Regions from separate parts of the Homo sapiens genome. Here region 2 is linked to region 1. A link is a contact called in ENCODE Hi-C or POLR2A ChIA-PET data. All regions are on one chromosome and are shown on one strand. Each heading gives the region's core, a stretch centred on a gene start or an enhancer-like site at or near the end of the contact. The rest is flanking DNA. Distances are from core to core; before and after follow the strand shown.

The links. Hi-C counts contacts between places; a loop is a spot of excess contacts on that map. ChIA-PET counts read pairs that join two places held with the same protein, here RNA polymerase II (POLR2A). Pooled maps may share reads with other maps.
Region 2: a loop to region 1 is called in a pooled map, with 6 times the contacts of the local background. The contact joins the promoter of GYS1 here to the promoter of FBXO46 in region 1. A Hi-C loop is called at or near these places in 1 of 50 pooled maps. POLR2A ChIA-PET finds 5 or more read pairs at or near these places in 2 of 52 experiments (BJ and Caco-2).

What each region holds. Positions count from the first base shown.
Region 1 is chr19:45,728,820-45,733,660 of GRCh38, forward strand. It overlaps FBXO46 (F-box protein 46), which reads right to left and starts at 2,077. Exons shown (of 2, transcript NM_001080469.2): 1 at 2,030-2,077. MEIOSIN (meiosis initiator) reads left to right here and starts at 4,620. Exons shown (of 15, transcript NM_001310124.2): 1 at 4,620-4,841. RefSeq lists a silencer at 932-1,226 and enhancers at 2,075-2,184, 2,275-2,404.
Region 2 is chr19:48,991,285-48,996,248 of GRCh38, forward strand. GYS1 (glycogen synthase 1) reads right to left here and starts at 2,025. Exons shown (of 16, transcript NM_002103.5): 1 at 1,711-2,025; 2 at 18-199. The coding sequence starts at 1,828. RUVBL2 (RuvB like AAA ATPase 2) reads left to right here and starts at 2,603. Exons shown (of 15, transcript NM_006666.3): 1 at 2,603-2,639. The coding sequence starts at 2,628. RefSeq lists enhancers at 1,582-1,721, 2,412-2,501 and a silencer at 1,932-2,291.

The DNA of each region.
Region 1 (4,841 bases), core at 827-3,326:
ACAGAGCGAGACCCTGTCTTTAAAAAAATAAAAAGGCTGCGCGCAGTGGCTCACGCCTGTCATCCCAGCACTTTGGGACGCTGGGGCGGGCAGATCACCTGAGGTCGGGAGTTCAAGACCTGTCTCTACTAAAAATACAAAATTAACCAGACGTGGTGGCGCATGCCTGCAATCTCAGCTACTCGGGAGGCTGAGGCGGAGAATTGCTTGAACCCGGGAGGCGGAGGTTGCGGTGAGCCAAGATTGCACTCCGCCTGGGCAACAAGAGCGAAACTCCGCCTCAAAAACAAAACAAAACTAAACAAAAAACCATAAAAATAAATATAGGGCCAGGCGCAATGGCTCACGCCTGTTAATCCCAGCACTTTGGGAGGCCGAGGCGGGTGGATCACCTGAGGCCAGGAGTTCAAGACCAGCCTGACCAACATGCAGAAACCCTGTCTCTACTAAAACTACAAAAATTAGCCAGGGCGTGGTGGCACATGCTTGTAATCCCAACTACTCAGGAGGCTGAGGCAGGAGAATCGCTTGAACCCGGGAGGCAGAGGCTACAGTTAGCCATACCACTGCACTCCAGCCTGGGTGACAGAGGGAGACTGTCTCTAAATAAATAAATAAAAATAAATAAAAGACTTGCCTAAGGTCATATAGCAAGTAAATGGCAGAACTAATATTCTAGACTGCTTTGTTCGCTGTCTCTACTCATCACATTGTATATTTCAGTATGGAGAGAGGACTAAATTATAGTGCTGAAAGCACAGATTCTGAGCCAGGCTGCCAAGATCGGAATCCTGAGTCTAGCAATTAATGCTGGATAGCCTTGGGAAAGTTGCTTAATTTCTCTGTACTTCTGCTTCCTTTCTGTAAAATGGAGAAAATAACAGCACCTACCCCTCAGGGGTGTTATCAGAATTAAATGAGTTAATGTGTACAAACAGCTAAGGACAGGGCCAGGCATTTTGTAAAACAATAAGCGTTAGCTGTAATCCACAGTGGGGAGCCCCTACATGCTTCTGAGCTGGGGTGTGTGCCCAGATCAGTGCCAGCTTTTGAGAAAACGCCTCTGGGACTGGACTGGAAAGGAGGAAATCCATTAGCACCTGTAACCCAGTCACATTCCGGGGGCGGAGAACTTCCCACCAACAGCTCTGAGACTGAAACTTCACAGCCCAGCTCTCCCACTAATAGTAACGATTTTAATGACTCCCTTTAACCCTGTTCTCAGAGGCATGCTTGCTGTTCCCATACTACAGATAAGGGCACTGAGGCTCACAGATTTGTCCATGGCACAAAGGGGTGGAAGAATAGGGGATATGAATGCTGTACTTCTCATAGGGATAAACCATTACACTCTTCTAAATTCCACCGGGGAAGTGAGGGTGCGAAAGCCTGTCTCGATGGCCCTTTCTGGCCGTATTATCCTACAGTTCTGTGCCTGTCCAGCTTACCGGGAGTCTCTGGCGGGACTAGGGAAATTATCACTACATCCAGGCCCCTAATTTCACGCTCCTTACCCCACCCTCAGTCCTGGAGCCTAAACCCACACTCTATCCTACCACTGATTTCTCCCTCCTACCTCCTCAACTTGCCTTCCTGCCCCCAATCCGATCCAGAGGCCCCAACCCATTGCGTCCACCGTTCGCCTGTCCCTTGGAGCTTCCAGACCCCCTCACTCATCCTAACCCTGATCCTCATACCCTCGCCGCAGGTTAAGCCCCCATCGAAATCGACCCCTTCAGGGCCTCTACCTGGATGTCCAGCCCAGTCTCCAACTCGGGGCCCACTTCCCCAGCTCTGAGCCCCTTTACAATCAATTCCAAAGCTCCACTCCCACCCCACCTCCAAGACCCCTCCCCAAGCCACCATTCTTCTACTACTACCTCCGGCTCCCATTCCTCCCAGTCCTCTCCCCCAGGCAATCTCCCCTCACCCAGCCCCTTCTTTCGCCCCTGCCTCTTCCCCCTCGTCACCCGGTCCCGAACCCCCGTCCCGACTCTCCAGCGCCCCCGGCCCGCGCCTGGGCTCTCACCATCGCCGCGCGCTGCATCTCCCTCGGCTACGCGGGTTTCCCCCACTCGCTCCTCTCCAGCCTCCCCTTCCGGGTTCTCGTCCCGAAGCCCGCTGGGAATTGAAGTCCGGGCAGCCACGGACTACATCCCCCAGAAGGCAGCACGGTCAAGCTTGGAGGTGGGGTAGGAAGCAAATTAGGCGGGCGGAGGAAAAGAACGACTCGAACTCCCGGGAGACAAAGCCGGGGAGGACTTGGCAGCGCAAGCGCAGGGTGCTTCCCCGCTGGGCGCGCTGGGAGATGGAGTCTAGCCAGGAGGGCTCCATTTTTGCCCGAGGCCCTTGGGAAGGGAATTGAGAATATTGCAATAGGGTGTTGGTGAGGGGTGGAGAGTTGGGGAAGAGCAAATTTATTGATTCATTTGTGCCGATCAACACAATAGCTAACAGCTCCTTGTGCTTTTCCAAACTCCTTCCCATCCATCCCCTTCTTTTTTTTTTTTTTTTTGAGACGGAGTCTTGCTCTGTCACCCAGGCTGGAGTGCAGTGGCGCAATTTCGGCTCACTGCAACCTCCGCCTCCTGGGTTCAAGCGATTCTCCTGCCTGAGCCTCCTGAGTAGCTGGGATTACAGGAGCCCGCCACCACGCCCGGCTAGTTTTTGTATTTTTAGTAAAAACGGAGTTTCACCATGTTGGTCAGGCTGGTCTTGAACTCCTGACCTCATGATCCACCCGCCTCGGCCTCCCAAAGTGCTGGGATTACAGGCGTGAGCCACCGCGCCCGGCCCGTCCCCTCCTTTCTTACCTCCTGATTTACAAATGAGAAAATTAAGCCTTAGGAGGAAGGAAAGTCCCATACATTAGGAGTTAGTCCACATCATAGAATAGCAGCTCCACATCGCTCGAGCCCAGGAGTTCGAGGCAGTGAGCTAGTGTTACACCACCGCCCTCCATGCAGTTCAGCCTGGGCGACAGAATGAGACCCTGCTGCCTCTTAAAATAAAAGAAGGCCGGGCGCGGTGGCTCACGCCTGTAGTCACAGCACTTTGGGAGGCCGAGGCGGGCTGATCACAAGGTCAGGAGATCAAGACCATCCTGGCTAACACACTGAAACCCCATCTCTACTAAAAATACAAAAAATTAGCCGGGCTGGGTGGCGGGTGCCTGTAGTCCCAGCTACTCGGGAGGCTAAGGCAAGAGAATGGCGTGAACCCAGGAGGCGGAGCTTGCAGTGAGCCGAGATCGCGCCACTGCACTCCAGCCTGGGGGACAGAGCGAGATTCCGTCTCAAAAAAAAAAAAAAGAAGAAGAAGAAGAAGAAGCTCCAGGAGGGCAGAGATCTTTGTGTACCTTGTTCAAGCACCTAGAACAGCGTAAACATGTGTTCAGTAAATATTTATTGCATCGGAACTATATGCCAGACACCCTACAGACAACCCTGGTAGGAATTACAATCCCAAATTTATAAGGCAGAAAGAGATTAAGCCTCTTGTCGCTGGCAACACAGCCAAGAAAACGATTTGAACTGAAATGTATTGGATTTCAGGGTTTCTACTCTTGACTAGGTCGTTAGATCATCTCCCCTTAAGACGTATTTTCCAGGCTGGGTGCGGTGGCTCATGCTTATAATCTCAGCCGGGAGACTGGCTTTAGTCCAGGAGTTTAAGACCAAACTAGGCAGCAAAGTGAGACCCTCGTCTCTACCAAAAAAAAAAAAAAAAAAAGCCCAAATCTTTTATTCTTTTTCTTTCTTTTTTTTCCTTTTTTTTTTTTTTTTTTTTTTTGAGACAGAGTCTTGCTCTGTCGCCCAGGCTGGAGTGCAGTGGCGATACCAGCTCATTCAACCTCCACCTCCCAGGTTCAAATGATTCTCCTGCCTCAGCCTCTGGAGTAGTTGGGACTACAGGCGCGCCCCACCATGCCCGGCTAATTTTTGTATTTTTAGCCGAGACGGGGTTTCACCATTGTTGGCCAGGCTGGTCTGGAACTCCTGACCTCAAGTGATCCGCCCGCCTCGTCCTCCCAAGAAGGCCCAATTCAAATGGCCCTCCTCTTTGAATCCTTTCCCAACGTATTGTTCTCTGCATTAACCGAGTTCCCGTCTCACCGGATTCTCATGGTCTCGGAGGTTCTCACGGTCTTCTCGATTGTACTGGGAAGACAGTGGCTAAGTTCCCACCATCTAGCCTGGTGCTTGGCACACAGGAGGCCCTCATGAATCACGAACTGAAGGGAAAAGGTGGAAATGGGACATCATAGGGCCAGAAGGGACACAGGCGAGCTCGCTCTCTCTCTCTTCCTGAGAGTTGGCAGTTGAGGAAACCCAGCCTACTTGGGATGCAACGGCCCTGGACCACGCGGGTCGTGCAGGGGCGTGACCGCTTAAAAAGGCGGGTGGCTGAGCGGGCGCTGATTGGTCACCTAGCGGCTCACGCCGACCAAGGCCTTGTCAGAAGGCTCGAGGCCGAGCTCACGCTGTGCAAGACGACAGGGCCCTTCCCGAGGCGCGCGTGCGCACGGCCACTTGCACCCTGCCCTTTCAACCCCGTCGTCTCGTGCCCAGCACATCTTGGCTGGAACTGGTAGGGGCGTGGCCTGGCCTCAGGAACGCACTCTTGCTCTGCTCCTCACGCCTCGCGCAGGATCCTCGCGCCGGGAGGATTCGCACCCAACCCCAAGCCCGGTTGGGAACGTGGTGTCCGAGACCGTCTGGGATCCCCGCGCGCACGGCCGGCTTCCCGGGACCCGCGCGAGACGCTGTCTGATCGGGCTCCCTAGAGTGGGGCCCGGAGAAACCAGAACGGCGGGGGCAGCCTCACGCCATTTTGCACGC
Region 2 (4,964 bases), core at 775-3,274, 3.3 Mb after region 1:
GCTGGGCCACGTCCCACCTTGCAGCCCTTGCTGTTCATGGAATCCAGTGTCCTCTTCAGGGCCGGGGTGGGGGCCTCCAGCAGTTCCACCTGGGTCCTCACGCCCTGCTCCGTGTACGGCCCCACCAGGAAGTAGTTGTCGCCCCATTCGTCCCCTGTCACCTTCGCCTTCGTCTGCAGCACCGTGTAGATGCCACCCACTGTGGGCCCAAGCGTGTGAGGGCAGGCCCCGGCCGAGGTCCATAGTTCTGGGGCCTGGGGTGGGGTGGGCCGGGGATGTAGGGGGCACTCAGGCCCCAGACCTCTAGCTCAGGGGGAAGAGGGGACTGGGAGCCCATAGTTTGGAGTAGGGGTTGGAAGCTTGGATGAGGGGAACACGAGGGCTGGAGGGCAGTCCTCCTGGGTCTAAGGGAGAAGGGGGCTGGGGTCAGGACCCTGAAGGAGGAGGGGGCTCAGGCTAGACTTCTGGGTCTGAGAGAGAAGGGGCTGGGTGCCGGGACCCCTTGGTCTGAAGGAATTAGGCACTGGGGCTCTAAGGATGGCAGAGCTGAGGACTGACTACCCGGACTCAGGTTCCCGAGTTCCCAGCTCACAGGAGCTGGGTTTAAATCGCAGCCAGGCTCCAAAACCCAGTGAGGGAGACCCCCTCATGGCCAATCCAGCTTCTCACCATTGCCCAAGAGAAGCCTGCATGGTCATTCCCTGCCCCCAGGGACCTTGCTGACCTGCCTCCCAATTTCCTCTCCCTGACTAGGGACACCAGCATGCAGGGCTCTGCCTCTCCCATGACCCTATCCCAGACCCAGGAGCCCCAGCCCCCAGCCTCCTCCCATCCTGGAGCCCAGGCCCTGGCGATACCCGGCTGGGTGTTCACGGGCCCCCTCTCCTCCTGGGAGACACAGTCCCTTTCTCCTCCAAGACCCAGCAAAGCAACCCCCCAGACCCTGCTCTTTGAGGTGTGAGATTGGCTTGTTCCTGGGGATTTCAGCCCCAGCCTTCTCCAAGGCCAGAACCTCAGCTTTCTGAAGCCCAAGACACAGAAATGCAGGCTCCTAGCCCCTCCCATCCTAGGGCCCAGCCTCTGACTAACTTAGGACTTCCCAGCCTTCCCCTATTCCAGTACGCATGTGTCCCAGGCCATGGGCTCCTCTACTCCTAGGAACTAATAGCTCAGGCCCTCAGCTCCTTCAAAGCCCAGGCATTCATTACAGTCTCCAGCCCGTCCCATCTTTATTCTTAAGCAGCCAGATCCTCAGGTCCTCCCACCGCCGCTCAGGCCTCCTATCTCCCAGTCAGCTCTCTCTCAAATCTGGAGTTTTATCCCCTAGACCATGCTGTTAGGGTCATAGGTCTGAAACCCCGGCAGCTTCCCAGGTTTGCACGCAGAAATCCCATCCCCCCATCCCCTTCCCTGTTCAGGACCCAGGTATCTAGTCTCTCGGAAGCCTGCCTCCAGGACCTAGGAGTCTCATTTTAGCGCCCTCTTCCCTAGGACCCAGAACCCGGGCTTCCAGCCTCCTTTCATCTTAAGTCAAACGAACCATCCCTCTCCCACCCACCTCCGGCTTCCCAGCCCCTCCTCAAGGACACAGCCTCCTTGCCCAGGTCACAAGGGTTCCCCTAGTAGCCCCGTCCTCCTACAACTCAGAGTTCCGGGCCCCCATCCACTACTGTCCTTCTCGTCAAGGGCCCCGACGCCTGGCGTGCTCACCCTTGTTAGCCACCTCCCAGGCCACTTCGAAGAGCACTGCGTTCTCCAGGTCGAATTCATCCTCCCAGTCCTCCAGTCCTGGCAGTGAGGACATGGACAAAGTGCGGTTTAAAGGCATGGCTGGCGCAGGAAGGGGGGCTCCGGGGATCTCCAGGTAGGGACCCCGGAGGTGTCTAGGGAATGCACCAGGTAGGGTGCGGGGCCGAGTAGCTGGTGCCCGACGGGAAGCTTGCAAGACGCTCGGCTTCCTATTGCAAGACCGCACCCCTGCCCCGAAGCGTTGGGACCTAGGCAGAAGGAGGCCGCAGCGTCACTGAGCCCACTGGCGCCCCTGCAGTGAAACCTCGCAGCCGCCAGGAGGCGGTGGCCGCCCCCCCCAGCCAGCGCCATTGGCCCACGCCCGGGGGCGGGGATTTCCGCGTGTCCTCATTGGTGGAACGGGTTGGAGTCGCTGTGTCCCGGCCCCGCCTCGGCCGTGAGACCTCCAGGGGGCGGAGCTTGCCGCTGCGCTTTACGGAAACGAGTGGCCTTCAGCTCTGTCAATCTGGAGCTGGAGGCCTCAAAGTGGGGAGGAGGAGGAGGGTGGGATAAAGAGGAAAGGAGCGTGGAGGACGTGTGGTTACTCAAAGAACAGCTAAGAATTTTGCAATCGGCCTGAGCGGGGCGGTGGTGGGGCTGAGCAAAAGGAGGAGGAGCCAGGAGACATTGGGAATGGACCCAGGAGTTCCGGACGCCCGTCTTCCAGCGCAGCCTCGGTGGGAGGGCGGGGCATAAAGTCCCGCCACGCCCCCACAATATTTACATATTTATGAGGAACCATCGAGATCTTTGAAGAACCAGCTAGCCTAGAGGAGCCAGAACATCTCGCTCCTCGCGCGTTTCCGTTTCCGCTAGGACTCTGGCAGTTGGTGAGCATCATGGCAACCGTTGTAAGTGTGGGTGCATGGAGGGTGAGGAGCGAGCTAGCAGTCTCGAGTTTGAGAGAGGAGGATGCTGGAGGCCCTGACTCCTGGGTCTGAGGGAGGGGGGATCTGGGGGTTCAGACTCCTGGGTCTGAAAGAGGAGGAAGCTCGGCCACCCAGATCTGGGGGAGAAGGGGACATGGGGGCTGGACTTCTGGATCTGAGGCGGGGAGGGGGCTGGGATCCCAGAATCTCGGGTCTGGCCCCATCATGCTATAGGAACTCCAACTTTCAAAATCATCTTGGCGCAACGGCCGGTTCCGCAGTCCTTGGCGCCAGTGTGTGATGAGGAGGGTTGTAGGACCTTGCGCTTCGAGCCATTTGGGAGCCTTGGATTGTTAGTGGTGCCAATGGCACTTGAGTTCCAAGCTGGAAGCACAGGCAGGTACCTGTTCAGTGTGTCTGAGAGCGCGAGGGCGCCTAGTGAGCCTTTAGTGGGAAGAAATTGTCGAGGAACAAGAGAGTCTTAGTGGAGAGGACTGAAGGATTAGGGACCCAGAAATCGGGATCTTGTCATGCTACCGTTTTGGCCATTTTCATATTTCCAGTATTTCACACGGGCTACGTCTCAGTGTAAATGCTCAATAAATTATCACTTGAATATTTGAATGAATGAATACATGTGAATGAAGGAGAGGCCAGGAAACTTGGCCTGGCACCTGCTCAATTACCTGAATAAAGAAGCGATTTTGGCCTGGCGTGGTGGCTCATGCCTGTAATCCCAGCACTTTGGGAGGCCGAGGCGGGCGGATCACTTCAGGTCAGGAGTTCGTGGCCAACATTGCGAAACCCCGTCTCTATTAAAAATACAAAAATTAGCCAGGTGTGGTGGTGCAGGCCTGTAATCCCAGCTACTCAGAAGGCTGAGGCAGGAGAATCGCTTGAACCTGGGAGGCAGAAGTTGCAGTGAGCCAAGATCGCGCCACTGCATTCCAGCCTGGGCGACAAAGCGAGACTCTGTCTCCAAAAAAAAAAAGGTAATGTGACCTGAACTTAGGGACTGGGCTGGGCTTACAGGTGCCTCAATTTCCATGATGAGCCCAGTCAAGATGGAGGAAGGGAGGGGGAGAAAGTTGTTGGTAGCTGGGGATGAGATTTGAGTCTGTTGCTGTCACCAGGGCAAGGAGGAGGAGGAGGTGGATAGGGAAGTAGAAGAGGAAGGCTATGACCAGAACTACCGTGGAGAAAGTATTGGAAGTATGAGGGGACGGTGTGTGCTGAGTTTTGAAATGACCTTGGTTTTCATGGGAACAGCGGGCAGCAAGGTTTTGGAGAGACTTATGATGAAAGAGAAAGTCTTTATAGGAGACAGTCCTTGGTAAGGGGCCTGTTTATGTTGAGAGAGCTACATTTGGGATTCCTGGATTCATGTCTTTTTTGTGGGGTGGGGATGCCTAGTCTTCTGCTTGTAGTCTGGGGGTAATGTTCTATGCTCCTGGGTTCCAGCTTCCTATAGGAGACGGTAGGTGGGAAGGTTCACACAGTGACAGGGAAAGCTTGTGACCATTGATGGCCAGAAAGTCTAAACGATTGGCTCCAGAGGGAGGAGGCTTCCTCTGGGCTGGATAACTGCATGTCCTCTCTAGGGGAAGAAGAGAAGAAAGACCTGTGGGCTGGGCACAGTGGCTCACGCCTGTAATCCCACACTTTGGGAGTCCGAGGTAGAAGGATTGCTTGAGCCCAGGAATTTAAGACTAGCCCTGGCAACATAGCGAAACCCTGTCTCTACAAAAAAATAAGAAAATTAGGCCGGGTGCGGTGGCTCACACCTGTAATCCCAGCACTTTGGGGGGTCGAGGCGGGCAGGTCATGAGGTCAGGAGTTTGAGAGCAGCCTGGCTAATATGGTGAAACCCCGTCTTTATTAAAAATACAAAAAAAATTAGCCGGGCGTGGTGGCACATGCCTGTAGTCCCAACTACTCTGGAGGCTGAGGCAGGAGAATTGCTTGAACCCGGGAGGCGAAGGTTGCAGTGAGCCGAGATCGCGCCACTGCACTCCAGCCTGGGTGACAGAGTAAGGCTGTGTCTCAAAAAAAAAAAAAAAAGAAAAGAAAAGAGAAGAAAATTAGCCAAGTGTGGTGGGACACACCTGTAGTCCCAACTACTTGGGAGACTAAGGTGGGAGGATTGCTTGAGCCTGGGAGGTGGAGGCCACAGCAGTCCAGCCTGGGGGACAAAATGAGATCTTATCTCAAAAAAAAAAACACAAACCTGTGGGAAGGAAGGAGACCTGGGGATGGGTGGCCTCGGTTAGCATGCTAGCTTCTTAGGCTTCCTTTTCCTTATTAGAA